Regions from separate parts of the Homo sapiens genome. Here region 2 is linked to region 1. The links are chromatin loops, found by intact Hi-C in ENCODE. Cell type or tissue: heart left ventricle. All regions are shown on one strand. Links, peaks and the distances in the headings refer to the core of each region. The heading gives the core; the rest is flanking DNA.

Region 1 (16,631 bases), core at 3,427-11,426:
CTTTTTCTCGCCTCTAGGTTTCATGCAGGCTTCTTTTTCCTGAGAGAATTTTGAAAGAGTTTTCCTAAAATGCTAACTCCTATATCACAGCATCTGTGCCCCTGCCTTCAAGTGGTACAGAATACCTTCTCTGGACTGGAGGTAGATCAGGCCCTTTCAAACGCAACACTATTTTATAAATAAATCGATTTTCTTTGTTTAAATTTCTTTAAAAAACTATTAAAAGAAAAATAAACACCAGATAATCCAATTAACATTTTAAAAGTAATATTAACATAACCTTATTTAATCTTCCTAACAACCCTATAAAGTAATATGTGTGAGATATATGTGTGTGTGTGTGTAAATGTGACATACATATGTGATACATATATATGTGATACATATATATATATATGTAATATAATACAGTCAGCCCTCTGTATCTGTGGGGTTCTGCATCCATGGATTCAACCAATCTCAGATGGAAAATATTTTTAAAAATTTTGTCTATACCGAACATGTACAGCCTTTTTTTCATGTCACTATGACTTAAAAAGTACAGTACAACAACTATTTACATAGCATTTACATTGTACTAGGTATTATAAATAATCTAGAGATAATCTAAAACATATTCAAGGATGTACATAGGTTATATGCAAATTGACACAATTTAATATCAGGGACTTCAGCATATGCACATTTTGGTATCTGAGGGGTTCCTGGAACCAATCCCCCATGGATACCAAGGGAAGGACAACAGTATACACACACACACACACACTCATATACATGTATACACATATACACAGACATATGCATGCATATATATACACACACACACACACACACACACACACACACATATAAATTCAAGGGGCCAGTTAGGTTATGTAACTGACCAGTCACATGGGTAGAAATTCATGGTGTGCTGAGAATAAATATAAGTATTGATCCTATCTTTAAAGATGATTCTATTCCAAATGCTAAAGATTTTGTCCAGTGACTCAAAAAAAAAAGAAAAAAACTCCTGACCTAATTGTTTTTCTCCTAGAACCTTTGTATCCTTCTGGCATCCAGGCTTCAGAAAGGGAGAGGTATGTGTATGTAAAAGGGAATAGCAATCTGAAAATCAGAGCCCAGTTCTAACACCTCACTTAACTAACACACCCACCAAGCAGAACACAGACACCTCCATGTGGCATCCTGTTGAAGGTAACATTTTCTGTTGCTTCCTTTCATCATTTTCCTGGAGAGTCGTGTTCTTTTTTTTCTCTTTGAGATGGAGTCTCGCGCTGTCGCCCAGGCTGGAGTGCAGTGGTGCGATCTCAGCTCACTGCAACCTCCGCCTCCCGGGTTCAAGCGATTCTCCTGCCTCAGCCTCCTGAGTAGCTGGGAATACGACTATTTTTAGTAGAGACGGAGTTTCACCAGTTTTGTCAGACTGGTCTCGAACTCCTGACCTCGTGATCTGCCCACCTTGGCCTCCCAAAGTGCTGGGATTACAGGCGTGAGCCACCACGCTGAGTCATGTTCTTAATTGCAACTTACATTCTGGATATCTGGGGCCTAGTACCTAGGTTTTTCTATGGCCATTTCTTACTTCAGCGATTTTGTAAAAGTACCAAGGCCAATCCATCTTCTGCAGATGATGGGTTGATTCATTAACACTTCCCAAATGACTCTAGAGGCCCAAGAACACAGAGGTCCATGTATAATAAATGGAAAACATCTTTTCATGTTGATTTAACATTGTCATGATTGTTTTTAATGAAAGCACACCTGGAAAAACTTTGGAATGTCAAATCCTTAGATGTAGAAATGGTTTCCTCCCCAAGGGCTACCCCCTCACGTTGTCACCACGGGTCATAAACAGCCTGGCTCAGAAGTGCAGGAAGACATTCCTTTTACAGCTGTAGTCACCCACTGCTCCTGAGGAAGCCAGCAGCCTGAGCCTTAGAAGAATTTGGCAGAAACCTGGAGCTGGAACTCACTGGCCAGTAGTTTGATTTTAAAAAGCCAAAGTCTTTCAAAATACCAAATGAGCACATCTCTGTCTTTGTTCCTGTCATAGAGTGCAGAAAAGTTTAAAGGGTTGTCGGGATGGGGTAGAGGTAATGATACCTGTTTTAGAGCACAGAACGTATATACTGTGCCATAGGCCACTTCAGGGAAGGAGGGAGAAAGGGAGCATGGGATCCCACAGGGCTAAGAAAACAAAGGCTGAAACGGAAAAGAAAAGAAAGGGAAGAGAAAGGGAGAGAGGGAAAACCAACAGTGGTATGATCTTCCAAATAGTATTTTAAGAGCTTAATAGAATGTGGTCAAATTCTCATTTCAAGCGCTGGACAACAGTTGAGTCTGGCCACTGCACCGTGAAAGGCTTGAACAGATGCCTCCACTCTGATCTTAGGGTAAGCCTGCCCTCTTTGGCAGCCTACTGTCTCTTTTAGACTCACTAGATCAAGTCACACATGGCTGAAAAAATGATTCCATCCTAATGTGATAGGGTAAAAAATTTTTCCTTCTAGATAGTTGGTACAGACACTCAGCCAGCAGACGTTTTCCGATAGGAATTCAGAAAGGTGCTGTAATGTGAACGTGCAAGTGCTTCATCTATTCGCTCACTGGTTGAGAAAGAAACTGAGCTTGATGCCAGGCTACAGAGATGAGGAGAACGCAGGTGAGCTCTCCTCTACTGGGGGTGGTAAAGAGGAGGTAAAATAATTACAGTGCTTTGGGACAAATGTTGTGAATGGAAATGTATCAAGGGGAATGGGAACCCAGGAAAAGCAGTCTCTGATGATCTGGGGAATGGATGGAGGGCCTAACAGGGCAAGAGTTCATAAGACTTGAGGCTTCAGTGGGGGTCTCCCAGATAAACAAAGGGGGATGATGGGCAGGGTGTTGATGACGTGAAAGGGAACAGAAGGAGATCAGGTGGGAAAGGCACAGAAGGCCTGGTGAGTCACAAGCAGAGGATTGGCTTTTAGTTCCAAGGCCAAGGGAGCCCATGAAGAGTTCTATGGGGGCAAATGACAGGATCCGATTTGTGCTTTTGAAGGGCTTCTATGCTGGGAGTGGGAGCACCAGGTCCTGGGAATACCCAGCCTGCGGCCCTGACCTGACACCTGCGCAGGGTCCACTCAGGATGGGATTTGAGGGTCGGTGTTTCAGAATTTGCAGCTCTTCACCTACCCCTAACCCTCCAAAGGGCTGAGTCTTGTATTTTCCAGATCACTGCTTTAGAAGTGAGTGGGAAAATTGGAGTGGGAAACAGAGGAGGAGGACTTGAGCCTCGTGGTTAGATTGCTTCACAGGATAAAGTCCTAAGTAAAAGAAGTTTTTTTTTTTGTTTGTTTTGTTTTTTTTTTTAAAGCAAAAAGAAAGGCTTCTGGATGGTGGGCAGAGAAGTAGACCATTTGGTGGTGCGGGAGGGCAGCTGAGGAGGGAGCCACAGAAAAATCCTAGGAATGTGAGGAGCAGTGATGGCAATGGGGAGGGAAGGAGGGTTCTTACGTGTTGTTATGATCCAGTTACTGTCATTTGGTAGAGAATGGAGTTTCCTAGTAATTATTTTTGGAAATCACACTGCACTATATGACCCTGATGTGATTGGAGGCTGAATTATGTAGACTACAATGTTTTAAAAAGTTGCAACACATACCATTTGAGTCAACTTATAAAAGGGATTGCCAAGCAAGAGTTTACATACCGGCTCGTTTTTGCCTCAGTGCCTCTTCACCAGCTGGTTCATGTTCATGAAGACTCTGAAAAGAACATTTGAGAAAGTTGTCAATTAACGTTAGAGAAGTCTTTTCACTGTGGCTCCCCGCTTAGATACCCCTAAATGTTGGAGCTGAGCTTAAGGCTGCAGACTTTGGGTTAGCACCATGTGTCCCGTGGATGCTGGGCACATAGCAATGAAATGGTTTGGAAGACAAAGTGGAGCTGTTACTGTAGTGTGACCTAGGAATTCATTTTTTTTTAGACCAGCCTCTAGACCAGGAACAGAAGAAATCATCATATCTGACTTTCTCAGAGTTCCTGCAGTTTGAATCCCGTCAAAAATATAAATTATTATAATGTTCTAAACTTGTACTCTCTGCCTGACTTGAACTGAGTCATCCCAGTGACCTTCGAGACAAGTCTCACGACCTCCTTCTCAACACTCACCCTGTCCTAACCCCAATCTTCCTGCTGTATTAGGGCTCTTTAACCATTGTGTGTGCTTAGAAATTATTTTTTCTACATCTGATCCTTTTTCTCCTGGATGGTTCTATTGCTGGTTTCTGTAGTAGGAACTAAGAAAGCCTGCTCTAGAGTCAGACTGCCTGGGTACAAGACTGTGCCACTTACTCTGTGGCTTTGTGACCTTGGGGAAGTTACTTATCCTCGCTGAGCTTCAGGGTTTTTTTCCTGTAAAATGAGAATAATAACAATATCAACTTCATAGGTTTGTTATGAGAACTAAGCAAACTACAGTATGGCATATAGTAAGTTCTTAATACATTTTAGCTATTATTATACAGTGTGGTGACTAAAAGTAAGGACTCTGCAGACATTGAGTTCAAATCCTAGCTCCATCATAAAATGTCTGTATGACCTTGGGCAAATCACTTAATCTTTCTGTGCCTCAGTTCTTACCTATAGAATGGGGATGAATATAGCTTATCTCAGAACTTTGATGCGAGGACAAAATGATTAATAAATGTAAGGCCGTGAAAGTAATTTTGGTTACATGGTAAATGCTATTCAGGGAGGGGGCATCAAGATGCTCTGGGGGCATCATGCTGCACCTGCCACCTGGTGCATTTCTGTGAAGTTCATCTCCTTCATCCTGTAGCTTTTTTGTTAAAGAATAGGCATTGATCAGTTTCACTCATGGGATCACCACCAGCTCTGCAGCTGGTAACAGAGCCTACCCCATACCTTGACCTGACAAGGATTTCCTAGCTGATCCCTGCCTGCCTACAGGTTTTCCTGTGATGTATTTTCCACTCCAAACTCCTTTCACACTCAATAGAAAAGCCCCATCTCTCTGAAGTCTCCCAGATAACCCCTGCCCACAGAGATCTGTGCTTTACCCTGAACTCCACGCATCCATGACCGCCACCTGGGGCAGAGCTCATTCTGCCGTCAGGGTTGTCTACCACTATTTTCTAGTTATCTCACATCATCACAATGACAAACATAATACTTCCTAAGATGTATTTAACACCCTGTGCCAAGACAAGGGTAGATGCTGTTATTATCCACATTTCACTAATAAGAAAGCACAGGCAGAGAGAGGTCCAGTAACTTGCCCAGGATCACACAGACTTTAAAGGCAGAGCAGGATTCAAACCCAGCCAGCTCCAGAGTCTGCACTTGTCCACGCAGGCACTGCATCATCTTATCAGCAGAGTCCTGGGAAACTGGCTTTGTCTCAGGGAGCGGGTCTCTCTTTACCCAGAGCCGTTTCTCTCGGTGTCTGTATAACCTCTTCCTATTCCCTCCTCCTTTCCAGTGAACAGTTCCCTTGGCTGGTCTCCCTCCTCTTACTAAGTTACATTTTTAGGAAAAGATCAGATGTCCGCAATTTACCACTCCATGTAAGGTTTACCTGTTCCCCTCGCTGATGCCCTTAGGAGGTACTGGTTGAGGAATGTATTAAAGTCAATAGGAAATGGGGAGCGACTGTGTACTTGATAGTTCATAAACGTTCTTGAAGAAATAAATAGGGGAATGATGGATGATGATTGGAATTTCAAAAGCCCAGTTGCTGCTTTATTTGCAGTGAAGTTATTTTAGATGTACTTGAATATGCAGGAACTGAAGGTGCAAAGTCAATGTATAGGACTGTTTCCAGCCCAGCTTCCCTTGGAGAATGCTTTGGCTTTCTGCCCAGGCAAAAGGAAGGTTCTTCGTGCTTTCCTGCCTCCATCCTCTCTGGGGCCTGGTGGGGAGGAGGGAGTGGCCACTGGGAGCTTTCTCTGTCCACACTTCAAGGCAACAGTTAGGGGACTCAGACAACACAGGAGAACTTGACCGCCAATGGTCACCTTTGGGCAGTTCTCCCAGGTCGAGTTTTCATTCTCTCTGCTTTCCAATAGGACTAAAGCATTGAGGTCTTGCCTCTTGTCTTGTCAGTTACATGTTAAAATCAAGATATATTTCAATTATCTAATGCAGCATATTTCAACTCTTTGTAAGAATCAGGATCATTGGTCTCCCCTGCCCCCAGTGTGATTCAGTAGGTCTGGGGTGAGGTGCAGAAAACTGCCTTTTCAAGCAGCGCATCCATTGACATGAGGCCATCTTTTGGAAACACTACTTTCTGAAGATTTCCGGAATCTTTATGGTGATCATCTGGAACTTTCAGGCCACATCTTTGCAAGTGCCGCTTCCACAGCTCTGTCACCTACAGCCTCTTCGTTGTCCAGTGGGAGCAGCCTACTTACTATTTTAAGCCCTACAATCATTGGAGATAATGGAGGGAAAAGCACATTGATGGCAATGAAGCCTCTGAGGAGTTGGGATGGAGATGGGTAAATGCTCTTGGCCATCCCCAGATTCAAGGAGTTACAAAGATCTGGCTGCCAAGTCACCGGACCTGATTTGAATAGAGCAAATGGTCACACCAAGAAGTGAATCCCACAGTTTCAGATTTTTAGGAGATGTCATTCACTCCCTCGAATCCTCTGTTTCTTACATTATGAAAAATAATAAGTGCTGAGGCATGTCAGGTGCTCAGTGCAGTCTCTGGTAGTGGTGAGTGTCGTGTATCCTGCCGGCATGGGGCTCACTGGGGACCAGCCTTACCATCCTGAGTCCTCATGTTATCGCAGTTTGGGGAACTGTGGGACTCCAGCACTTGCCTTTCCTCTTACACTTTGGGTGCTGGGTAGATCTCACAAGGGAGCACAGGTTTGCCAGGGCTCCCAGTGCTCGGCAGTGTATTTACTTCAGACAAGAAAACAGAGCTTCCAATTGGACCTCCCCTGCCTGCTCCATCTGTGTAGAGGTCCCCAGGGGACTGTCTGAGCCACAGTGGACAGAGCTGTCCAGAGGGAATTTCCTGAAGGCAAAGCTTCAGCCGGAAAAGACAAGGTCACCAATTCCAGGAAGTGCCCCACCTGTCGGACATGATGACTTCACAAATAATTGTAGTGGTGGTGGGGCAGGGTGGCCTGGAGTGGGGGTGGGTAGTCAGTCAGGAATGAGAGGTGGCTTTTTATTCATGAAGAAGAAAATTCCCAGGGAACAGGATGGCAAACGAGAAGGTAAGCAAAGGCTCCTGCTTTCCCAAATCTTAACCCTACTCACCCGAGCCCTGCCACACATGCCTCTTTTTCTTGACCTGAAACTTCCAATTTAACATCTTTGCTTCTGTGTTCGAAAACTGTCTGAGCAAGAATCCTCTAGCAATGTCTCCTCACATAAGCATATTCAGAGGGGTTTATTTGTATCAAAAGTAATTGCAAAAGCTGCAATTACTTTTGCACCAACCTAATACTAGAATATTAAAAATAGCTACAAATTCATAAGCACTTGGGCTCTGTGCTAGTCACTGTGCTGTGGGTTGCATGTAGAACATTGAAGCCTCACAACGAACAGATGAAGGAGATATGATTTATTCTCATGTAGAGGAAACAGACTCAGGGAAACGAAGAAAGTTGACAGTTTCCAAAGCTAATGAGAGTCAGAGCTGGGCTTCCACTCAGACCTGACATCAAAGTTGAGCATATATAGCCTGTAACTCTAAGATGGTCACTGGAGCAGGATCCAGGGCAGCATGTCTGAAAACCAGCATCCTGGGACCCACCCAAGCATCCTGAGCTAAAATCTGCATTTGAAGAAGGTCTCTGGGCAGATCCATGCTTACATGAAAGCTTGAGAAGCACTGAGCTACATCATCACCCTTTAAAAGCCCTTTACCCCACATGTGTATATTCACGTTCATAGGCACATTATTCACAATGGCCAAGAGGTGGAAGCAACTCATGTCCGTGGATGGATGAGTGGACAAACAAAACATAGACATATGTACAATAGGATATTATTCGGCCTTAAAAAGAGGGGAAGTGCTGACACAGGCTACAACATAGATAAACCTTGAGGATAATATGCTAAGTGAAATAAGTCAGCCACAAAAAGACAAATACTATATGATTCCACCTACAGGAGTTATCTAGAATCACCAAATTAATAGACAGAAATTAGAATAGTAGTAACCAGCAGCTGTCAGTAGAGAAGGAAATGAGGAGTTATTGACAAATGGGTATAGAGTTTGAGTTTTGCAAAATGAAAAAATTATGAAAATTTATTGTACAATAATGTGAATATACTTAATACTAATAAACTGTATGCCTAAAAATGGTTTCAAGATGTTAAATTTTATGTTAGGCATATTTTTTCACAATTTCAAATACCAAGCCCATCACCAGATGTTGCATACATGTGTCACTTAAGATGGCAGAAGGTCAGTCATGGAAACTGGGTGGCAGCTTAGGGCAGTATAAACTGATCAGGCAGGCTCAAGTGCACTTTTCCAATGGGAGTCTTCAGCCTTTGGGTTGCATGAAGACATTATACCTTGAAGGGTAGATCTACCAAAGAAAAGTGGGGTCCTTTGAGGTGAGTTGTAGGAGCTTCCAAGAAGATGGATTTCACATTCCACCAAGATCTCTAGGAGGTCAGCTTATCCCCTGACCAGCCTTCACCACCAGGCAGATGAAGGGGCTTTGCCAGGGCCATCACTAGGAGGGCAGATGTGACATAGAGAGAAGGCATTGCTGCAGCCAGGAGCACTAAGAAATGCTGGAACAGAGGCAAAGCTAACCCCATTGCTGAGATCACCTCAGGCCCTGGCTTTTACCCCACCTGCCTTGGATAGCCAGAGCTCTGCACTGACTATGTGAATTCACAAGAAGCTTAAATGTTTCCCTTCTCTATTTAAATAGGAAGGCTATTGTGTATGAGTGTACAGGTTGTACTCTGCACACTGGGGTTTGGAAGAGGAGACACACCATATATATTCCCCAAGTCATGAAAGAAATAAAGAAAAGACAAAGATAACCTAGGTCAAACAATGAAAGAACCAAAAATGGAAAGAGGAAGAAAGTACATGAAGTCGTGAAACAAAATCCTGAAGGTAAGATCAAGCATTTTGAAAATGATATCAAATGGGAATAAATTATACAAATTTACTTGCTCAAGTTTGGTTTAAAAGAAAAAAAAATCAAACGCACATTGTTTACAAGAGAATCATAAAACAAAGTGGTATATAAAGGCTTGAAAAAATAAAGGACAAAAATCGGGCAAACACACAAACAAAAGCAGAAATGACAATTGGAATAGTAGACAAATAATTAAATTAAAACATACAAAGTAGGACAAAGAAGGGCATTTTATAATGCTAAAAACATACCAATGAACCTCTAACAACAATGACTGACAAAAAAATAGAACTGAAATATGTAAAACAAAAAAGTGGAAAACATTACTACAATAAGAGAAACAATAACAGCAAACAGTCACATAACATTTATTATGTGCCAGACACTGTTCTAGAGCATCTTATAGATATGAACTAATTTAATTTTCATAACAATAAAAGGAAATCAGTACTACTATTAGCATCATTGTACAGATGAAGAAATTGAGACAGAGAGAATTACATCAGTCTTCAAAGATTCCCAACCAGTAACATGCCCTGTCTCTGGTGCAGGGAGAAGCTAAGTAAGGAATAACCTGAAAATTCCCATAAGGAATAAGGGGGTACTTATCCCTCCCTTTACTTAAGCTAAACTCTCATTGACTTTCCAAAGACAAAACCACCTGAATAATCTGTCAGCAAAGGTCTTCTATGATGTCTATGGTCCCTTCAGCTATATCAGTCTGTGACTGTCACACACACACAGATTAATGTCTTTTGGAATGTGTTCTAGCCTGATGTCCCAGTTAAAACAAATCCTTTGAGAACATACATTCTGCTCAATCCTTCAAATCTGCTTTGTTGTTATTGTTGTCAGTTTAACAGAGTGGAAGACTTAGGCCTAGTGGTTGTAATTTAGTGAAGGAAGGAACCCTGGGAGGTCTCTCTTGAAGCTACATTGGTGTTCCCTTGACACCACCACTTATTTCAGAATATAGCAAGTGGTAGCCCAGCAAATACACTGACCTGAGTTTACATTCACCCCTTCTCCTCATTTGCAACATTTTTTCTTATGTTGCAACTATGGGAAGAATGTTTTTTCTCCCCCTAAAGTTTTTTCTCCTTAAACTTTTTGTAAGAACCATTGTCAGTCAGGAAATCAGAAAAATGTGACAAGAAAAATTATAGCAGATATGGATATAACTCACCAAAGGATGAATAGTAGACTCGTAATTCCAGTTCAGTGCAGCTTTGGAAGAATAAATCACAATAAACATGAGGCACAAAGTGGTTCTCCTTGGGGATTTCATGTCTTCAAGTTTGAGTTGGTTGGCCTGAAATGGAAATATGATGGTTTAGATATACAGCAATTTATTTCTTAAACAAGGAAAAAGAACTCGCAAGCCCTGTCTTAAAGGTCATCCTACACAAGAACTTTTCAAAAGAGACACAAAAGGAAGGAGGAGCATGAAGGAATCAACTTAGCATTCTCTGCCCAGACCTTTGGGTGAAGAAATGGTCACAGTAGGGGAATGCGGGTTGATAGGCTGAGAATGGTGCCTGTAAATAGGACAAAGGTAGCAGATGTTTGAGTAAGAAATACTTACACATAATTTATGAACAAAAAGACTCAGAGAACACTATTCATTTTCGCTACATGCAATATACTTTGGTATTTTCAATTCTATCATAGAGTATCTTTCCACATTTTTAATTTAATTCTGGTAGCATCCCATTAAATGGACATCATGACCCATATTAATGGACTATGACCCATTAGTATGAAAACTGCTGGACTTGGTTATAAAAAATGTAAGTTGTATCTTACAGTATTATTTCATATTATAGTGCATAATATAGAATATTAGTATCATTATATATCCCATCTTATTCATTGAGTTCTTTTTATTTTATTTATTTATTTTTTTTATTTTTTGAGACAGGGTTTCACTCTATTGCCCAGGCTGGTCTTGAATTCCTGGCCTCAAGCAATCCTCCTGCCTCAGCCTCCCAAAGTGCCAGGATTACAGACGTAAGTCATCATGCCTGGCCTTATGTGTTGATTTTTTAAAATTCATTTTATAATGCTGATGATGAAAATAGCTTTTTGGTGATGAGATGAATCATTTTTGACATTTTTTCACTTAAAAAGTAGGGTGTCACACGGAATAACCTCCACCCTAGAAGGTCTAGGGACCAAGACAATCTACTTTGTGCACACTCCTCTCCTTGTAGCTTTTCTATGCCCAGGTGTTGTTGTGAAAAGAATGCTAGACTGAGAGACACAAGATATGGGTTAGGATCCAGGATTACTAGAAACTAACTGTGTCCTGTGTAAGTAATTTGTCTTCTCTGAGTCCAAGTTTTCCCATCTGTAAAACGGGGATAATTGTACCTCCCCTAATTCTCTCACAGAGTTTTCTGAGACTCGAATGAGATTAAAAGGCATGAAGAACTCCAGAAATGCAGGCTGCAATAATTATTACTCTGATCGTCAATAGAATCCAGAATGCAACCATCCAGAAGGGCAGGCTTTGGCTGCAGTGTTGCAGGGAGCGCCAGGTAAGCATGGCCAGGATAACACACTGATGATAGGCAAGATTTACATGCCAGGGAAAATTGTATTTCAATTGCCAGCTGACAACTGCCACCTTTTCCTCTTCCTCAGTGGAAAACTGGAAAACTGATCCAATTTGCAAATTTGGCAATCAAACACATTTTTTAAATTCTGCAACTCAATGGTTTGGGGGAAATGCTTTGCAATTTAGGTTATAGTAGTTGTTTAAGACCAGATGCATCTGCTATGGGGAAATCATAGCAATGTACTGCTTAATTTTCTATTGGAAGTTTTATCTTCCTTTTTGAAAGACAGTGTGTCTTTGTGGGTATTGAACAGGCTAATACAGAATGAGTCAGGTATTTAGGAGGCAAAGTAGTCTTTTCAGGCCCCAACCTCAGTTGGTTCCCTACTGAGGCAGTTAATCAAGGAGACGAGACTTAGTAACTGAATAGTTAATGAGCCTCCCTTCGAATCTGATAACCAAGGAAGAACTCACATACTAGAAGGACTAGAGCTGGCTCCATATCTTTCTACGATTTCCCAGTGTTGGCATTGCATCCTTTTTTTGGTCAGTTAGCAAGAATTACAATGTTTTCAAATAGTCATGTCTGGCCCTTTTGTACAGGCCATTGGCCAATACTGTCCCCATCTTCCCCCACCCCTGCCTCTGCTGAGACTATTTTTAATAAATTAACATTCTTATCTATGTTGACTTATTTGTTGACAACAAGATTGCAAGCCAAAAGAAATGGAGATGTAGGAAGGATGCTACCACGGGGAGGCGGGTGTTCTCTGGATGCAGAAGATGATATACAGTCATCAGTTACACACAAATGTCAGGGATTCTTCACTCAAAAGAAAGGAGAAAGCCACCACTTTGAAAGAAAGGAAATAGTCAATATATTTGACAACCTGTATGGAATGGACCTGACCAATGGGAACAGTGACACGAGCTGAAATTCACTTCAGCTTTTGGGGTTGCTGCCACACTTGGGTAGAGACCTAAAGATCAACTTTTCTTTAACCTGCATCATTAATCGTATAAACCTTCCAGCTCACAGGTATCCATACCTGTGAGGAAGCAAGCAAAAACTGTTTAACTTGGCCAATGTGGGGGAAAAGTCTATATTCATCCAGTTAAAAATATGGAGCAGCATCCCATATTCAAGGCAGTTTGTCTTCAGTAGGGGCCCTTTAATGCTAAATTCCCTAAAAGTTCATATTTCTTCTAAAATTCCTGGAGTAAACGGCAGACAAAGACTGAGAGACAAAGAGAGAAACAGAGGCAGAGAAAGAAAGAACATTATCAGATGTCATTCCCGATCTCCTTCTCTTTTTAAATTAAAATCCAGGACACTCTCTACTAAAACTCACCAAAGCTGGGAAATATGCCCTAGCCCTCAGTATTAGCCTTGCGGCTCTGAGCAACTTCCTGGTCTCCTCTGACTCTATTTTCCTGTCTGTGAAGTTAGAAGACAGGGAGAGGAAAATAAAGCACAGCCTGACATCATATGCCAGGAATAAGTCATCAAGATTCTCAGCAACACTGCATCTGGAGGATGAATGATCTGGGTTCCCTGAAGCCACCATTAATGGCATTCTCTTGCAGAGTGATTATGCACCAGGAAGCTTCACTGTGGAACTGGCCTGTTCTTACAACCCTTAGAAACAACCGGTGCTGGCTGGGTGTGGTAATGCATGCCTGCAATCCCAGCATTTTCAGAGGGCAAGGAGAAAGGATCACTTGAAGCCAGGAGTTCAAGACCAGCCTGAGCAACAAACTGAGACTCTGTATTATACCAAAACAAACAAAAACAAAAAAGTTTTTTTTTTTGTAAATAGCCAGGTGCACTGGCATGCACCCATAATCCTAGCTACTCAGGGGGCTGAGGTGGGGAGATGGCTTGAGTCCATGAGCCCTGGAGTTCGAGGCTGCAGTGAGCTATGATTTCACCATTCTAGTCCAACCTCTAACAGAGCAAGACCCTATCTCTCAATAAAATAAAATAAAATAAAATAAAATAAAAAATAGAGAAACAATCAGTGCTTAAGATCAACTCTTCTCTTAGAAATCCTTCATCAGCCCTGAGATCAGAAAACTAGGCCTAGAAAGAGCTGAGTGTCTCAGAGCTCAGAGGTGGCTAGGAGCTGAGTTCGTCAGAACTCCAAGAGATCTACCAATGATTCTCAAAATTTTAGCCAATGATATCCTCCGACAGTTGGAGCAACCATTTATGATAGGATTGTGGGTAATAATTGCTGGTGGTTATTAATTGGCTATTAATTATAATTGGTGGGTAATAATTGCTGGTGACAATGACTGTAGGATAGGATTGTGGGTAATAATTGCCAGTGGTTATTAATTGGTTATTAATTATAATTGGTGGGTAATAATTGCTAGTGAAAATGAATGTAGGAGTCCTGTCTTACTGGGTGCTCACTATATTCTAGGTCTGCTGCTGAGCTCTCTGCAAGGGTTACGCCCTCTAACCCTCTCAAGGAGCCTCTGATACTATTAAATTACCCCCATTTTTCAGACATGGAAAAGGAAGCTTAGAAGGATGATTAATTCACTGAGGCCACACAGCTGATAGACGGTAGTGGCAAAATTATAAACAAAGCAGTCTATTCTCCTGAGAACAAGGTGCCATTTGAGCTAAGAGATTTTCTTGGTGGGAAATCAACCAACCAACCAAACAAACAAACAAACAAACAAACAAATTATAAGTTATAGACACCTGACCAGGCAACTGGAAAAAAACTTCTAGCCTCATTTTGCCACTAATTAGCTGTGTGATGTGGGGCAAGTCACTTTATCTCTCTGAGCCTGTTTTCTTATCAGTAAATCCAGGGATTTGACTGCACTCAATAATTTCAAAATTGGGATGCAGGAGTTGGTCTCTTGAAGTCCTGTTACTATTTTAAGAGTCTAAAATTCTTCACAGTTATTTCAACTCAAATGCAGGCTCACTCTGGTTAACTTCTGAGAATAATCATAACTATCTTGCATTTATCTCACCACTTCTGACTTACTACACAGTCTAGGCCTTCTCTGCCCCTCATGTACACCATGGCAATGGCTTCCCTTCTTTACTTCTCTGCTCCCTCTCTACAGAGAGGCAAGATGGGTTTTCCTGAAGTACTCTTCACACAACATTCCCTGTTCAATTTTTCCCTGCTTTCAGAATAAAGGAAATCACTTTCACTGATCCTCAAGGCTCTCCATAACCTGGACTTTATTTAGAAGAGTTAGCATATGTAATAAGCATCTATAATACTTTCACTACCAAAGTCAGCTGCTTTTTCATAAGTTAAAATAGTGCAAGAGATTTTCCAATGCTCACGCAAAAGTAAAAATGCCAAGTCAAACTTTGAGAATTAATTTTGGGGAGGGACAGGAGTAATTACTGTCAAACAATTTTTCTGTGTTTGGCGAAACCAAAATAACCCTATCATTTATTTGGTTTATTAATCTCCATCTTTTCCTGTCCCCTAACCCCACACAATCACTGCATATTCAGATTCTACCCATCCTTCAATGCCCAGGCAAAGGGCTCCCTCACAGATGAAGGTTTCCTGATCTGTCCAGTTATAAATAGTCTCTACTTCCCCTGAACACCTACACACACTTAGTCTAGGCCTTTAGCCTTCCTGCTTGTATTATATTTATTGTTATATCTATTGCACGAAGTAAATCTATTTATTCCCTTATCTATTCATTTGTGTATTCCTTTACTGGAAAAACATTTATTAAGTCCTGTTACATGTTAAGAGTTCTACTGAGTGAAGGGGAAGTAGCAGTAAACAAGACAACGGTCCCTGTCTCCATGAAGCTTAAAGTCTAATGAAGTAGATGAACATTATTAAAGAATAAATTACTCAATTCATTGTTTAACTATGACTGTGAAAGTGCTACCGAGAACAGTAATCATAATATTAATATTTGTTGAGGACTTACTATATACCAGGCACTAAACTCAGCACCGACAATATTAAATCACTGAGTCTTTACAATTCTAATGGGGTGGTTCTAGTATGATATCTAATTAAAGGGTACAGATCTGGTATGATATAAAATTAACTGAGCCACTGAGTGGTTAAATAACTTGCCTGAGATAACACAGCTAGTAAGTGACAGAGCCAGGATTTGAACCTAGAAAGTCTAACTCAAGAGCCCATCCCTTTAACCATTGTGCAGAATTGTTTACAAAAGGCTATACCAGAAGGACCTGACCTAGTCTTAGGGATTTGTGGAAGATATTCCAGGGGAAGTATTTATTTGAGCTGAAACCTAAAGCATAAGTTGGAGTTAGCTAAAAACAACAGGGGAGTTTGGAAGAAGGGGAGGAAGATGGTTCTAGGTGGAAAAAAAAGATCATGTGAAAAGGCCCTGAGGTGAAGAAAGAGCATGACACATTTGAGGAGCTGCAAGCAGGCCAGAGTGGCTGGAACATGAAAAGAGAGCAGGTGAAGGGTACGAGGCAGACGGGGTGAGGTGAGCAGAGGCCAGGATGGGGAGGACTTGTCATTGCAACAACAGGATTAGGTAAGATTGATTAGGGAGGCAATAGAGAGTAGAGAAGGAGGCCTAGGAACAAGTCCTACAGAATTCCAACAATCAAAGGTCCAGTTAAGAAACATGACAAAGCCAAGATGATTGGAAATTGTGAAGTCCTAATTAGGGAAAAAGAATCAGGCTGGCAGGAACAGGGGACAGCAAAAATAAAAAGCAGATAAGCTATAAGTCTGCCTTTCTTCATGGTCCAGAACACATAGCCCTCCTGTGCAAATAACTCACAATCTTCCTGTGCCCAAGTTATGACCAGACCCTTCGCTGATTAAAAAAAATGCAAGTTAGCTCACTGCAACCTTGGCATTATCAGTACTGCACAAAGCCCTCTTCAGCACACAATAGAAGCAACATTCTATAAAATCCCCAGCAAGACTGTG
Region 2 (16,631 bases), core at 4,495-12,494, 47 kb after region 1:
AGAACTTGTGAGTATTAAGTCCTCCATGCTAGGAAGAAAATGGACCAGAAAATCCTAAGACTAAGATGCTTCTGTCATGAGAAGCCTGCACATAGGACACTTTTCATTCATAGTCTCTCTATTTCTCTTTCATCCTCTTTCTTTCTCTAAATATGCCTATTTTATCTCTAGACTGCTAATATTTCTTTCTTCCTTTTTCTCTTTCTTTGACATACTACTTTACAAGTCCACAGCTGAGATCCCACATGCATAACCATGAGAGATGTGTGCGTGTGTCTGCGTGTGTGCATGCATGCACTCATGCATGCGTGTGGATTTGGTTTGGTGGTTTGAGTTATTGGGTTTAAAAATGGACCTAGTGCATATCAGTAAATAGGCTATAGGCATTGACCAATTCCTCAATTATAAGTCTTGTTTTTGAAGGATAATCCATTACAATAAATAAAGTCTGCATGTCCCTGAAAATTGACACAGGAAATTGTTGACTAAAGGTGGGTCTCAAGTCAAAAGAGGAAAAAAAACCTGGATTTAGAAATTTACATCAGATATGAAACTTACACATACAAAAAAAAAAACAAGCATAATTGCCTGCTAAAGTAAGTAAGGAGAACTTGTAGACCATCTCTGAGAAAATGGATGATTTTTGCAGAAAGTTGCTAAGTTTTGTCAAGAGCAGCTGAGGTTCGATCTACAGTCACACATCATGTTGTGTTGGCAGTTTGGTTACAGATTTTTATTTTTTAAATCTTATACTTTTCCCAATATATGTATTCATATTCACAAATAGGATATTCATTCACTGGACAAATGTTTCTGGGCACCTACTTTGTGCAGAATACTATCTTAATGCTGGGAAACTTATGGATGATTTCTTTCTTACAGCAAGTTTATTGTTGTTGGTGATGATGATGATACTATTGCTATTTTTAATTGCTATCTCTTGTTGAGGACCACCTCCATCACAGGGTCTCTGCTGAGTGTTTTTTAACAAGCTTTTTAAATGCACAATGTCATTTAATTTTCACAACACACCATGAACTAGTTAGCTACTCCCATTTTAGAGAAGGAGGCTCAGAAAGGTTAAACAACTTGCCAAACCTGGTTTAAAATCTACATAGATTGAAAGTCTAGCAAATTGAAAAATTTGAGGCAGACTATGAATCCCAAACCCAGTTCTTGTCACTATACCATATTATGCTTCAAGATAGGCTGCTGAAACATAAATGAAAGGTTAAACATACGATGGTTCAAAGGATGGTACAAAGCGATACAGAATTCTCTTCCAAACTGTAGTCCAGACCAAGGGTACAATTCAGCGGGAAGAATGTTCCTGCAAACATAAGCCTGGACTGCAAAATCATTAACCTACCCAGAGAAATACAGGGAGGGACCCTTCTGCCACCAGTGTAAACACTTTTCTAAACAAAGCTGGTAGATATTTTCTAAACATTGTTTTTTATGCCTAACTAAATGTGCATCATACTTTGGAAGTACTTCTAAGGCAGTGGTCTCCATCCTCTTTGGCACCAGGGACTGGTTTCATGGAAGACAAGTTTTCTAGAAGACCAGTAGAAGCGGGAGAAGCAGGGGCATGGTTTCAGGATAAAACCGTTCAGATCATCAGCCATTAGATTCTCATAAGGAGCATGCAACCTAGATCCTTCGCATGCACAGTTCACAATAGGGTTCAAGCTCCGGTGAGAATCGAATGCCACCACTGATTCAAGAAGAAGTGGAGCTCAGGCAATAACACTGGCTCTCCCATGGCTCATGTCCTGCTGTGTCACCTGGTTCCTAACAGGACACTGACTGGCACTAGTCCATGGCCCACAAGGTGGGGACTCTTGTTCTAAGGTGCTGGTTGAAAAATGCAGATTTTGCAGCATTGCTCCCTGTCCTGCTCCTACCCCCATCTTCCTACACACACAGGTTCCAATTTAATAGGTTCAGGTAGAGCCCAGAGATATGCATTTTGATCAGCATCCAGCCAGTTTATCTACTGCTCATCTCTAGACCACACTTGCACAAACTGTGCTTTGCATCTCCATGTAAATATAAATATGTCATATAAAATATGTCATTACGGTTCTCTTATACTAATATATTATACATCTATTATTACAAAAACCCAAAATAGAGATTTTTAAAAGGATGAGATCTTTCAAAATAAAGAGCAGGGCACATACTTTATCTTCATAGTCCAACAGAGGGTGTAGCATACCATCTGCCACCCAGAGTTGAGTGAACCTCTGGCCTTGTACCCTAAGATGCATCCCTGTCTTATGAACTTCTGGGAGACAGGAGGTTGGGTGGAATCTGTACTGGCTCAGTGCTTAGGCTCATTCTCTGTGGCCACCATTGTTCCCCTTCAGACAGGTCAGTAAATCAATCTCCATGGCTTTGAAAGAAGAGTAGACAAGTTCTGCAGGTGCGCTGTGGAAAATTTATGCAACACCAGCATTGGCAGTGAAGTGACGATCTTGAAAAATATTAGTTATGCTATACCATGGCAACCCCACCTCAGGTGCATGAATATGCAGTGTCACTCATGACACATTTGGAAATTCTGCCTGAGTGATGATTTAAATAAAATGTGAAGTCCAAGTGTCATTCATTTCTGCTTTTAAACAGGACTTTAAAACTCATATAGGAAGTGTTAAGAATTGTGATTTTGACTTTAAGAAAAAGGTAGAAGTTTGTTAGTAACCTATATGTGAGTGCTTTAAAGTTTCAAAAATTATATTAAAATTAAAATGGATGAACACATCCATCCTGAAAGAGAACAAGATGTTATTTCACTTAAAGAAGAGATAAATCACTTAAGTGACACTTTTGCGTTCCTAACTCTACATGAAATACTGATTAAAAACCTAATGTGCCAGGTACTGTGCTAGGGGCGAGGAGTAAAAAGATGAATAAGATGGCATCCCTATGTCCTAGGAAAGAAGTGCATGTGAACAATTACTGAGATTTCAAACACAAAAGGCACTGTAAAACAGGCTTGGGACAGTGCTGCAAAGCACTTAGCAGGGAGATCAGTTCTGCACAGGGATGGGGTGACCTGTGAAAAGGAAGTAATTTGGTGACATTTAAAATGGGCTTAGGAGGATCGTTTACTTGACAAATGTATTAGTCTGTTATCACGCTGCTAATAAAGACATACCTGAGACTGGAGAATTTAAAAAGGAAAGAGGTTTAATGGACTCACATTTCCACATGGCTGGGGAGGCCTCACAATCATGGTGTAAGGTGAGAAGGAGAAAAGTCATGTCTTACATGGTGGCAGTAAAGGGAGCTTGTTCAGGGGAACTCCCATTTATTAAACCATCAGATCTCATGAGACGTATTCACCACCATGAGAACGGTATGAGGGAAGCTGCCCTCATGATTCAAATATCTCTACCTGGTCCCAACCTTGACATGTGGGGATTATTACAGCTCAAGGTGAGATTTGGGTGGGGACACAGCCAAACTATATCAACAGAGAAGGCAGGAAAGAGAAATCCAGGCAGAGGAATGAACCACAGTAGGGAGAAAGAATGAATGGAGAAGAGGTGGCTGGCCCCGGTTATAGCCATTGGGAAGCTGAGGAAATGGCAGAGGGAAAGGAACCTGTAAAAAACAACTGAGAAGTTGCAGCCAGAGAAGAAGGAGGGAGGCCAGGAGCATTGGTGTCCTGGAAGGCAGGGACAAGACTAGAGGAAGTGGAGAACAGTGTGAAGTCCTGCTGACAGTAAATGAGTTGGATTTGAGGATACAGAGGTCAAAGAGAATCTTGGCAAAAGCATTTGCTGAGGTACACTGGGGTAGCGTAGACAGAACACAATGTGAATGGTTGGTGATGATGTGAAGACGTGAATCGCCATAATCCTTTCAAGAATTTTGTGGTGAGGGAAAATGAAGATGGAAGTGCAGCTGAGGAAAAATATGGGTTAGGAAGAGCTTCTGCTCCTATTGTTTTAAGATGAGAAGGATCTAAGCATAATTAAATGCTAACAGGAAAGGGCCAATAAGAGGTGAGCCTAGTGAGGCTATGGGAATAAAGGGCAGGAGCACGGGAGAGCTGAGCTCTGGAGGCAGGGAAGGGTCCCTCTTCCCTTGGGACAAAACAGGAGGGCAAAAGAGATGGGTATTGAGGCTGATCCTGGCACAGATTTGGTGGTGAGAAGGCCAATGGCGTTATTTCCTCCAAGAAGGCACAGCCGTTTCCTGAGAGCAGGCTGTGTGTGCAAGTGTGTACATGTGTATGTGCATGGTGCACACACTGGGCTTCGCTAGTGCTTGGAGATTTAAGGACGGTGAAGACACCATAAAGATGTCTCTGGGGATAATTGAAGAGTTCCAGGCTGAGTGAGGGCCCATGTCCCTCTTCTAATCTTTACTGGCCTTAGACCATACAAATATCTGGCTTCTTTGCACTCTCATTTGCAACACGTTGAGTTTGTGTGTTTGTATATATGTATAAATATATGGTCTTGAATTTTCCTGCAGGCAGAATCTCTGGTTTCTCTTAGTACCTAGTAGAGTTCAGACACATAGAATATATTCAATAAATAATTCTTAGTTGATTGAAATACCTTTCAACTCATTATACCCCAGCTTTAGCCAATAAGTAGACTCCAAAGGTGAAAAGCAACTATAATTCTGAGATAGCCCTTCCCTAGGGACAGGGAACTGCAATTGAGTCATCATTTTTAGCATATGGGAATACATATTACGATAAAGAAAGAAGTGTTCTCTGGTCTGACCAATGATGGCTGCATGTCATAACACTGAATGAAAACCTTTTAAAATGCAATACGTTTTGTGCTTTACCTATTTCCTCTCCATTAACACACAAACATATGCACACTCATGCACACAAATGCACACATATGTGCACATCTGCGGGTGCACACCACTACCAAAACCCAAACATCTTTTTGCTCCTTAGATGGCTGGCAGCGTGAATTTTCTGTAATGTAAACGAAGAAGTGGTGGGCAGGATAAAGGGTTAAGTAAGGATCTCTAGTAATGCTCCAACTTGTTCTTTGAGGAGTAACAAAGAGAGGAAGCACAGGCTTTGTGGAAGGAAATTCCCAGGCCCCACTTCGGACATTCGCAACCTGCCCTGTGAACCTCTGAGGGGTGTCTGATAATAAACACTTGCAAACAAAACAATCCATGAAGGCATTTTTACTAACATTCTCACATTCTCACCAAAGGGCTACAGCACATTTTCCTGAATCTGCGGACCTTGGAGGGGGGACCTGGACATCCACCTGCCAGCAGAGGCCAACAACCCAGTCCCTGCTCAGGCTGGTGTTTGTACGTGCAGGTCCCCCTTGCTCCTTGGGCCTTTGATTGGGCAGGGGTGGTGATGGGGCTGTGGAATGCAGATCACAGACTCAACACCGGACAGGATGTGTGTGGACTGCTGTGTGCAGACCTGAGACCCACCTCTTCATCTTTCACGGAGACCCCCAGACATAGCCCTGAGCATTGCAACTTTGAGTAATAATGCAGTGACCTTCCCCAGGAGTAGAAGGAACTTGACAAAGGCATGAAAAGCTTTGCTTGTAAAGTGTGCCAATTAAGTAACAAATTGGCCTTCTTTTCCTGTAGTAGCAAAACAAACAAATAAAACCCCTGGAGACTTGACAGTAAATATTTGTGCACAAGTTTCTTGTAAGAAGCTCAAAACATGTTAGGACCAAGATGCAAAAACTTAAGCAAAAGTCTAGTTTGGGTGAGATTATTTGTAATATTATACCTTATTTATCCCCAAACTAATAGGATGTGAGATCTGTTATGCCCATTTCATCAATGAATAAATAAAGGATCAGAAACTGGCCTAGAATAATAGTAAAGTTCTGGGTGATTCAGGTATCTGATACTTGCTCTAGTGAGTGTGTGTGTGTGTGTGTGTGTGTGTGTGTGTGTGTGTGTATGTGTGTGTTTATTGGGGCTGTGTGTACACAGATTTATGGCTTTTTTAAAACAAAATATTCTTAAAATCACTTTATTAATTGCAATTCAAGCCAAGATCCTCAAACAGCATCGCTGTCTCAGGTCTAGACCAGAATTCACTTCACAGTACGGGTGAGATTTAGATCCTTGACTACAAAAAGAAAGCTGACGCTTTACTTTTGAATTGCCGTCACCGGTCTCTGGAATATTTTTGGATGACTACTCATTTGCATCTGTCCAGAGTTGGCGGGCAATCTCCCTCTTGACCCCAGCCCTCAAGACCACATTGATCCAACCGAGGTGATGACAGGTTCCAGATTTTACTCTAGGCGGGGTTAACATGAGCCTCTACTCAGGCCTCCTTCTGTCCTTTGTGCTACAACAATGGGCGGAAACACAGCCTTGTTAGAGGAAATTCCCAGGGCCATGCTTTGGACATGAGACAGTGGCTTTGCTATGCTGGGTAGGCTGATGCGCATCTAAAAATAAATACCCTGGTCTGCAAGGGTTTCTATGATTTTGTCATGTACAGTTGATTACATTTCAAAGGATTTTTTTTAATTAGTGTTTTTAAGAAAGCTAACTTAGGTAAGCCTTGAGAATAAAATATATCATGGCTTTGTTTCGGTCTGAAAACATATAGCATTTGCTTATAACTGTTTCTGTTGAAAGGACTGCTGCTTTCTTCCCCCAGGATCTCAAAGTGAGATTGAAGAAAGCAAAGGCATGCTGAGATGCTGCCCAAGCATGGTCAGAAACATGTGAGGGTCCAGAACTGCAAGTTCTTTGAGTCCACAAAGGATAAAGTATTAACAGAAAGCTCTGGGGCTGCCTGGAGTGGTTGCTGATGTGTATAGGGTCTACCTAAGCCTAAGTCTTACTTCTCTAAAAGTTTCCAGATCCCTACTTCACAAAGAGACTGCTCTTGAGGTGGTTCATGTAGCAGAAAAGGAAAGATGGGTAGAAGGCAGTGGCCAGTGAACTTGACTCACAGCAGGCAGACAGTTCCAGCCAGCTTTCTTCTCTCTCCAAAAGTCAAATATTCCATTCATAGTCCTTGCAACTTAGAAGATGGTAGAATCAGTTTCTTTTTCACATTTTAAAGTTAGACCTCGGAATGGCTAGGAACCCATATCCATGTAGTCATATTTCCATTTTAGCTAGAGGAGAAATCAGGGCCAAAGCTCTGAGTCTTGCTGTTATTTGCCTGACTCTACTTGAGCTGAAAATGTACAGAAATGTGGCAGTTTTCCATCAAATAGGAATGTGTTTGCAGCACAAGAAGTAACCCATAATTTAGTTAAAGAGTAACCCAAGAAGAGTGGTTTACAGTGAAGTTTTCCCTCCTCATTGTTCTCGTTTCTTTTTTGCTCTTTCCTGGAAGTCCAGCCTACTCCATTGTTACTAAGACCCTATTTTAAACTTACTGCAGCAGATAGGTAGGGCTAGCTGGTGAAAAGTCAGCTATCCTCACTCTAGCCTGATGATATTTTTTGCAGACCTTCATTTGGTGGCTTGGATCACCGCACTGACATCACGAGACTCTTGATAGCTTTGAGCGGGAAGGGACCTTTGAGGTCATCACCCGGACTCCACCCATTATGGGCATCCCTTTGGGAACACCCTGGCCACTAGTCCATCTTCCAGGGTGCTGGAACATTGCCCGGGACAAGGCGTTCACCACACCACAAGGCAGCTCACTCATTTTTAGATGATTCTGATGGTGGGTAAATCCTTCCACACATTGAGCTGAAATCTGTTGCGCTATAATTTCCACCCATTGATCTTCTGTTGGCCTTCCCTTTTCCCACACAGAGCAACCTTTAAATATTTAAAAGCAGCCCTCATGTGCTCAAGATGTACTTCTTACTTTAATTGTCCCCTGAATGATCCTTCAACTGTTTGGTGAATGACAGTTTTCTCATTTTCACCATCTTGGCCAACCTCCTCTTTTAAGACCTGGTGTTTTTTGTTTTTTGTTTGTTTTGTTTTGTTTTGAGACAGAGTCTTGCCCTGTCGCCAGGCTGGAGTGCAGTGGCACAATCTCAGCTCACTGAAACCTCCGCCTCCCGGGTTCAAGCAATTCTCCTGCCTCAGCCTCCTGAGTAGCTGGGACTACAGGCAAGCACCACCACATCCAGCTAACTTTTGTATTTTTAGTAGAGACGGGGTTTCACCGTGTTAGCCAGGAAGGTCTCGATCTCTTGACTTCGTGATCCGCTCACCTCAGCCTCCCAAAGTGCTGGGATTACAGGCATGAGCCACTGCGCCTGGCTGACTTGGTGTTTTTTTAAAGGAACCTATTTGGCACTTTAGATAATTAATCTTCTTACAACTTTGTGCACTAAGTATTAGTTCATATTTTCAGAAACAAAGACTTGGCAAGATACAATCACTTGTTCAAGACAGGAGATTAAAAACCAGGTCTGCCTCTTTCTAGCCCACAACATGCCTCTCATTAAAAAAGAAATATTGAGCCAGATATAGTCCAGGCTGATCTCAAATTATAGCCTGAGATCTGTGGCAGGCCACTGGAAACCTCTCATGCAGGTTAATATCCCTTTTGTTATTACGACGTGTGTTTATTGACAGAGATTAAGGTGAACTTGAGTGGGTAAGAAATTACCAGCAGAAAACATTCAGTTGCTGAAAGGCAGCTGTAGACAAGGTGGGCATGGTGGAAGCCTGGAGGCAGAAAGGCATAGGAGCAACACGAAGCAAGAAGGGATTCTAGAGGTGCAGGAGGCATCTCATTTGGAAGCTCTGGACAATGGAGGGAGAAGAGAAGAAGGCTGGAAGACAGAAATAGCTGTCCCTTGAGAGCGCCTCGGCAGTTTACTTCAGCCTAAACCTGCTGGCTGTGTCTGTTTGCTTTCTCCCAAGTGTCCATGTGCTCTATGGAAGGGCAAAGCATGGGGGAAAATGATACTATGCCCTTCTCCACCATTTGATTCTAGGTGAAATATGGCTAAGACACAAATCTTTGGGTGGAAAAAGGAGAATACCACATGTAGTCAGAAAGGGAATCCTTTTAGCTGTGCTGCAGTGAGGGATGATGTCAGGAACTGGCTATATGTCTACGTGCTTCTAGGTTTTTCCTGCACCACTTGGTAGAGCTACTTCCTCCTCTTTTCCTGGCTGCTTTCCTAAAGCAGGGACTGCTTAATGGAGGCCTTTCCTCCCTCCTCATCTAACCTGCTTCAAAGCAGCTCTGCACCCAGCAATGAATGTCTCATGGATTTCTCTGAGTTGCAGGGCACTGCTCTCCAGGAGTCACGGGCAAACTGTGCTGTTGGGGAATTACCAAAGCACAATGTTAATGTCAATGGCTGAACATGTGGGCATAGTAATAAAATGGCTCTCTTAAGATCTCTTCGAGCTGGCTTGACTCAGAGAAATACAGAGCACCGCCTTCCAAATTACCATGAAGCATGAGAGAATGTGAGTGCAGAGGCTCTGTGGATATGGTCTTCTCTTTGCACTCTGAAATCAGGGATTCTCTCCCCTGTAGCTCTCTGTCTTTTTCACCACTTGAAAAACTCAAGGTTCAGAGAAAAGTTGTGGACCCACCCAAGGGTCACATGGCAAGATAGTTGCAGGTACAGGACCAAATGTGGGGCCCCAAAGCACAGTTCAGCTGTCTTTCTATTGAACCACACTGACTTCAAGCTTTAAGCTCTCGAGGCCTTTACTTGGATGTGCCAGCATTTGTTAGGGATCAAGCTTATTTCAGTTTTCCTTAATACTTCCATGAAAGAGAGGTAGCATAGAGGATGACAAAAAGTAAGTCCTCCAGATGAGCGCTGCATGGAGGCAGGACTCACATCTATATTGTTTGCCATCATATCCCTAGCACATAGCACACTGCCTGCCCTGTGAAAGGGACTCAGTGAGTCCTTGACTTCGAGTGGCAGAGAATGAGGGGCACTGACAGGGAAACAACTAATGAAAGAGGCTGTCACATAGATGTAAAGAAGTAGATTCTAAAAGGCATGGCACATGGAAAGTACTCAAAATATTTGGTGAGTAAATGAATCCAGCAACATTTCAGAAAGAAGAGTGTGGGAAAATGCTATAGGGATTAAAAATATCCTTGGAAGATTCAAACTATAGATCTCGATCTGATAATTAGGGTTTTTCAGACAATGTACACATTCATTTGCTCATTCATTCATTCATTTAACAAAATTGATTGAGCAGAAGCTATGTGCCCAAAACTGTGCCAAATGCTATGGGTTTAGACATAGAAGACCAATAACTCCTCAAGAGTCAAAATAAATATAGCAACTATCACTTAATGTGCTTAGGGATATGTCAAAACATTCCACTAAGTACCAGAAAAATAGCAGACCTGAGAACCGCTTAGTAGAAGATGGATGGAGGGGAATGAAGGTGTACAAACCAGGCCTTAATGGGCAATTGGGTGGGGAAGATGAATAGAGGTGTCCCAGGCAGGGAGGACAGCACACACAGAAATAGGCAGGCATTAGAGCATTCAAATATTAGGGAAATGCAAGGTACTTAGTTTAGTTGCAAAGTCAGATACTGAGAGGGTGAGGCTGGCAGGATGATAAGGAGCCGACTTTTGATTTTTCTACCTTCTTTAAGTGAATGCTTCTCAAACTTTAATGTGCATATGCATCACCCAGGGATTAAAATGCAGATTCAGTAAATCTGGGGAGGGAATAAAGAATTTGTTCCCAAGTGATCACTCCCAACTGATGCCTGATGCAGCTAGTCCTTGGACTACACTTTAGGTAGCAAGGCTGTAAGCAACAGAGTGCAATAGAAATATTTCACTGAGGTCGGGCACCATGGCTCCCGCCTATAATCCCAGCATTTTGGGAGGCCAAAGTGGGCAGATCACCTGAGGTCAGGAGTTCGAGACCAGCCTGGGCAACACGGTGAAACCCCTTCTCTACTAAAAATACAAAACATAGCTGGGCGTGGTGGTGCGTGCCTGTAGTCCCAGCTACTTGGGAGGCTGAGGCACAAAGATCACTTGAACCCAAGAGGCAGAGGTTGTGCTGAGATTGCACCACTGTACTCCAGGCTGGGCGACAGAGTGAGACACAGTCTCAGAAAAAAAAAATTATATATATATAGATATATGTGTATATATATATATATATATATATATATATATATATATATCTCACTGACAGTGGCATTATTAGAATTGCATATTCCCAAGACCCCTGTAGCAGGGTATGGAAGATAGAATGGAGGGAGACTGTATTGAGGTAAAATACATAAGTGGTAAGAAATTATGAGCATCGGAACTAAATAAGCTAGAAAAGAATAGTAAATGTTCAATAAATAGGTATGAATTGTTTGATATTCCATGAAGTCTGTATAAATTATTTCTCTTAGAGTAAAGGCTGGTTGTGAAGACAAAATGAAACAATAAAAACATAAGATGACAAAAAAATCCAGAGAAATTTATAGTGGTACTTAAATAAGACCTGGCTCCTCTCTGAGTCTCAGTGACCTATCATCTTGAGCCTCAATGGTGACCAACAAGAGCACCCAGCTAAGGAGTGAGCACCATCCCTGCAGACAACCACCACCACAAGCCTCCGAGACATCCCTGGATATTCGTTGTCACTACTGGTATTGAATTTCAGGAAACCTCGGGAATAACAACTGTTTAACCACAAATTCTAGAAAATAATGTGGAAGTCCACCAGATCCCTGAACAAAGTACTCTTTTTTTTTTCTTATAGCACATAGGCACTCTAAATTAGGAACACCCGTTCCTATTTCTGTTAGCAAATTCTCTGTCAAATCTACTATTTAACTGAAAACCTCAGAAAGGAGTAATAAAGAAATCATGGTAGAGGTCTATACTATTAAAAAGAAAAGGCAGTTAGTAAAAATTACCCCTTATGCAGAAGCCAAAAAAAAAAAAAAACTACTTCTAATGAGATTTGCACTCCAAAGAAAATAAGAATCGACACCATGATCTATATACTGGCTGGCATTCTTTATCCAAAGATGTACAGATTTGAAAAATCCATATGTCATATCCCATCTCACTATTTGCCCCTCACAGTCTTGTAAATCAGTAAATCTCCACAAGACACACAGGTTGAGAGCGTGAAGCCAGCTAGAAAAGCCACGTGGAAATGCACATCTATTCCAGAGCAGCCGGATTCACATTTAACATGGCAAATCAAAACGATGCAGGTACCTACCTTTCTCTTCTGGAGTTTTCAGGCTTCTAAAATTTAACACCTTACTGCTGATCTGCCCAAAACCCTCTCAGGTGAGGTGAACCTCGAGGGCATCCCATTCAATCACACAGCCAGAGGAGGGTGGGGTTTCACAAGACCAGACTTCAAATGCTGGGGCTCTTGCGGGTTCCCAGGCTGTCGGGAGCAGAGGTGAACTGCCTTCTGTTCTCTGCTGCAGGAAGAAGACGGGAGACACTGACTGACTGGAGGTGGGGGGCGGGGGCTTGGGGGAGGGAAGTAATATGGGGACTGTAATAAATAAGAGATCCTCTCCACATGATTTCCTATATTTGGTGCCTGATGCCTCTCTCCAGGCTCCCTAGAGGAAACAGGAAACTTGTCCTCTGGCCACTGGAAAGAAGAGAATAAACATACTGAGAACTGTGAAAAGAAGCAGCAGGACCCCAGGCAAGGAGCTGATGGGCCAGCCAACTTTACCTTTTACCAAGTGCTTTCTTCCTGAAGTTCCTCTAAGTGTTTAACTCTGTAAAAGTCAAGAATGTCCTCATCTTCTTCCACTGAGCTGGAGCATATTCTGGCCCCAGTCCAGATGTCATATTACAGAGCAGCTGATGACAGGCAGGTTAGAACAGGCCCTGGAAGAATCCATTCCCAGCCTCAGGCAAGACCCCCTAAGCTCTGTCTTTGGAAAGTCTGATCTTTCTTAATCTTGGACTGACTCCAAAGCCCTCAGGCCATTTTGCCTTAGAGTTTAAAGAATTATCAGGAGGCCACCATCCGTGGAGTGAAGTAGGACCCTCTACATTATTTATGGGGTTTCATGTAAAATGAAAATGTGATGCCACTCATTTGAAAATTAAGAATTTCAAGATGGTGACAATAGAACATTAAAGCAAGTGTGGGGACTCTCTGGAGCACAGGGCTCTATGCAACTGTACCAGGCCGTAGACTCACCAAGCCAGTCCTGGCTGTAGAAAGAACGTGGGAACTCTGGGCCATGTGGATTTTCACAAGCTGAGTTGTTGAGAGACCTGGACTACCTCCATTGTGTTCAGCAGGGTGACAGTCAGTCCTCCAACAGCAGCACACTTGGAAGCTGCTGCAAGGCAGCAGAGGGGGAGGAGGGTGGATGCTGGGTTGCGGGTGTGAGCAGGCAAAGACCACAAACACATCACTGAGTAAAAATCACACAGTGGTCTCCTTGCCCATATTTTCCCTCACTTCCTATCCATTCTCCTCTCAGCAACCAGGGTAATGTCTCTCAAATGCCATCTTCATGGTGGGATTCCCATGCTTAAAATCTTTCAGGAGCTTAAGGATATAGGTCAAACCCTTAAATGCACAATGGCCAATCTCTTCTACTTTCCCTCAAAGCCCACTTTCACCTGTGCTCTCCTCATGCCCTTTCTCATTCCCTCCTTCCCCACCTCTCTCCACTCAATGAAGTATGTCCTCCCCTCCAAGATCCAATTCCTTGAATCTGACATCCTTCAGAATGCATTTTCCAATTTCTGGGCCCCTTTGGTGTTCTTCCAAGCAAACCATGCTTGTCTCTCTCATAACACTAAAGCAAGGAAGCCTGCCTACTTGTCTCTCTGTCTCCTGCTGGGCTGTCCCTCTGTGAGGTCAAGGACTGTGTCTGCTTCACCATTATATCCCTAGCATCCAGGACCCAGCAGTGTCTGGTTTGTGTGGGTTTAATGTTAGGAGGAGGAGCGTCATCAACTACAGTTATTGCTGGGTGCGATGGTGCGCACTTGTACAAGTCCCAGCTACTCCGGTGGCTGAGGCAGGAGGATTGTTGGATCCCAGGAGTTTGAGACCAGCCTGGTCTCAAAATAAAATCAAATTAATTTTTGATTAATTTAAAAATAAAATCAAATTATTTTTGATTAATTTACAAAATAAAATCAAATTAATTACAGTTATTACATGTTAGGGAAAGGAGAATATATGACTTAGAGGAAAACACAAGACTGTTGTTATAGTTTTACAAAGTGGAGCAACTTCACGGGTGATATTGCGGAGCTATTGCTGAATATTATGAAAATGCTGCAGTTTGTCATATGCTGTGTATTGCTGCCTCACAGAGATTATTATAAGCAGGCAACAACCTCTATTCAAAAAGTGAAGTCTTAGATAATGCCCACAAGAAGGAGGACTAAAGTTAGCAAGGGTGAATGAAATGGGAGTCTGTTGGAGGTGAGGGGAGAGAGAGGGAGAAAGAAGGGGCAGTGGAAAGGAAAGAGGAAAAGAGGAGGGAGGGATATGGGAGGAAGGATAAAGACAGGAGAAGTGGGAAGAAGCACATGAATGGAACAAAGCTTAGAAAACAGTGAGGTGGTGGGGAGGGGAGGAAAACCCCTGTGAAGTCAGCATTTATCTGGAAGCAGTGCACCACAGGCAGGCTCTGTGCACCCTGCCTGACTCTCCTGCACTTTCTCAGGCTCCCCGATGAATCAAGCCTGTTTTTCTAGAAGTCAAAAGGCAAAAGGGGGTCTAGGGACATGCCACGACCGCTCTTAAAACACAACAGTTAGCTTCTGCATTTTGTTTGGACTTTGAAACATTATTAAACCACATAGTCATTTTTTATTTCATGATTTTGAATACTTCCATGACAATATTACGTCTGGAATTTCTAAGCATATATTCTGGTTACTTTTCATGGTTCCCCTGAATCAAGAGGTCACTTTGTGTGTTGACGAGGACTGTATATGAGTGAGAAGCCCCAGGTGAGGCTGGATGATTGGAGTACAAGCTGCAGTAACAAGACCCATACTCTATCATCTGTAAAGGTAATCAAAACATAGGTGATTCTCAATATCTGGTTTTGTGCATTTAATTGTCATTTAATATATGCATCTATCTAGAACAAAGCAAAGATATTTATTAAGCCAATCATTTGAACTTACTTTATGAAGTCTCAATTTGGTTCCTAATTAATGGATATTACTTCCATTGGAAATGGAAGTGTCAGAAAAAATAGTGAAAGGCTTTAAAATAGGAAAAGATGACTGGGTGTCCTGTCAACAGAGTGTTGAGAGTTTTCTAGCAAACAACTTACAGCTGGAGAGCTGAATCTATAGGGGTCTCTACATTTGATCATCTTTGACTGGATGTTTAATAATTCTGAAGGACGTAGAAACTAATAGTAATACAAATGATTTTTGACCATAGAAATGCACATTAGTTTTGTCCAGTAGATATATAATTGCCTTCCACCCTATAGAAATGGTTATTTCAAACATTAAATTTTAGTGCACGTTAGGATATTAGCCAGTTTTTGTAGCTCTTAGCAAACTCAGTTCAGCATTCCTGATTGTCTCTATATAAATATATCTGCTCTTGGGATTTCCCTTTGAATAAGTTCTAACGTTTTACCACTCCCTTCATTAATTAATGAGTTAAATAAAATCTCTTTCACATGTCATTTTATATTGGAGTCAGGATTTCACCTTTTGAAAATGGTCTTTTAACAGAAGGCAGGTGATAGTGCTTACAGCAAGTTGTATCAGGAATTTTCAATGGCAAAACTGTTTTCTTAAATATTTGGCCTATTTTTATACGTTCCTTGAGTATGTAAAATAAAAACAGGGAATAAACTAAGTGTGTTGATTATGAAAGTGAATGACAAAGTGATATCAGCTGAACAATTAGGTGTGTACAGAGTTTCAGTTAGGGCAGGAGTACAGGCAAAGCCCAAAGCAGAACTATGTAAAACAATAACTGGACACGGGTTTACTAAATATGGTGAAAGTGGCCTAGGTTTGGACTCACTAAAACCAGTACCTTGGAGGAAAGAAAACCTTGATAAGCAAAGGGCATACATTTCAGGTGTTCAGTATTTTTTAAGACAGTGTTTTTAGGAATTCTTGCCACATAGGCAACTATTCAGAAATGTCCTACTATCAATCAGCTATAGCAAAGCGTTCAACATAGGGGACAGTGACATTTTGAAAGGAATAAATCAGAAAACATAAATATATTTGTGTGGTTTGGTTTCTCTTTAATTTTTATATTTGCTGTGTTTTTAGTGTGTGTGACTTACAATCTATATTTTTAAATATCAAAGATATAAAATAATTTATCTTTAAGGATCGGTCTGGCCAATCAGTTTGGTTTGACTCACTAAAGCTCTTAGTACCAGATCAGCAGCCAAACATAAGGCCTTTTTGTTTTGTTTTGTTTAATTTTTATTTTCAAAATGAATTTGCCATTAATTCTGTAATTTAGAGCAGGGGAAATGACTTATCTAACAGCTCAGTGTGGAAGTTTGGAAGTTTGGAAGTTCCTGAGAACAGTGATTCTTGATTTTGGAGTAATCATGAGAACTATAAATGATCAATGGCAAATAATACAACAAATGTGATCTACGAGGTGCTTAAAGATCACTTCCCACAAACGTGTGGCTCTTTCTGCAAGAACCATGAGTAGACTTGTGAAGGGAGACTCCATCACAGACTGACACACGAGCTTTGTCTT

The links. Hi-C counts contacts between places; a loop is a spot of excess contacts. Peaks named below come from ENCODE experiments on the same cell type or tissue, not always from the same donor. Only the 100,000 strongest peaks of a DNase experiment are listed, where the experiment ranks them.
Region 2: it touches region 1 in a loop (1.8-fold over the local background); 5 of 110 quality-filtered maps call a loop at or near these places.

Annotation. Positions count from the first base shown.
Region 1 is chr6:46,896,332-46,912,962 of GRCh38, forward strand. ADGRF5 (adhesion G protein-coupled receptor F5) reads right to left here. Exons shown (of 21, transcript NM_001098518.2): 2 at 10,330-10,455; 3 at 3,698-3,752. The coding sequence starts at 10,431. ADGRF5-AS1 (ADGRF5 antisense RNA 1) reads left to right here and starts at 7,140. Exons shown (of 4, transcript NR_110658.1): 1 at 7,140-7,247; 2 at 8,928-9,118; 3 at 11,537-11,683; 4 at 12,413-13,698. In heart left ventricle, for the core only: a CTCF peak has its summit at 7,122; a DNase peak (open chromatin) is centred at 7,032; H3K27ac peaks cover 2,779 bases.
Region 2 is chr6:46,942,588-46,959,218 of GRCh38, forward strand. It overlaps a transcript of ADGRF5 not described here. Among named protein-coding and RNA genes, the nearest start is that of ADGRF5, 29 kb to the left of the region's middle. In heart left ventricle, for the core only: no CTCF peak of the experiment used is centred there; a DNase peak (open chromatin) is centred at 7,594; H3K4me3 peaks cover 2,828 bases; H3K27ac peaks cover 7,356 bases.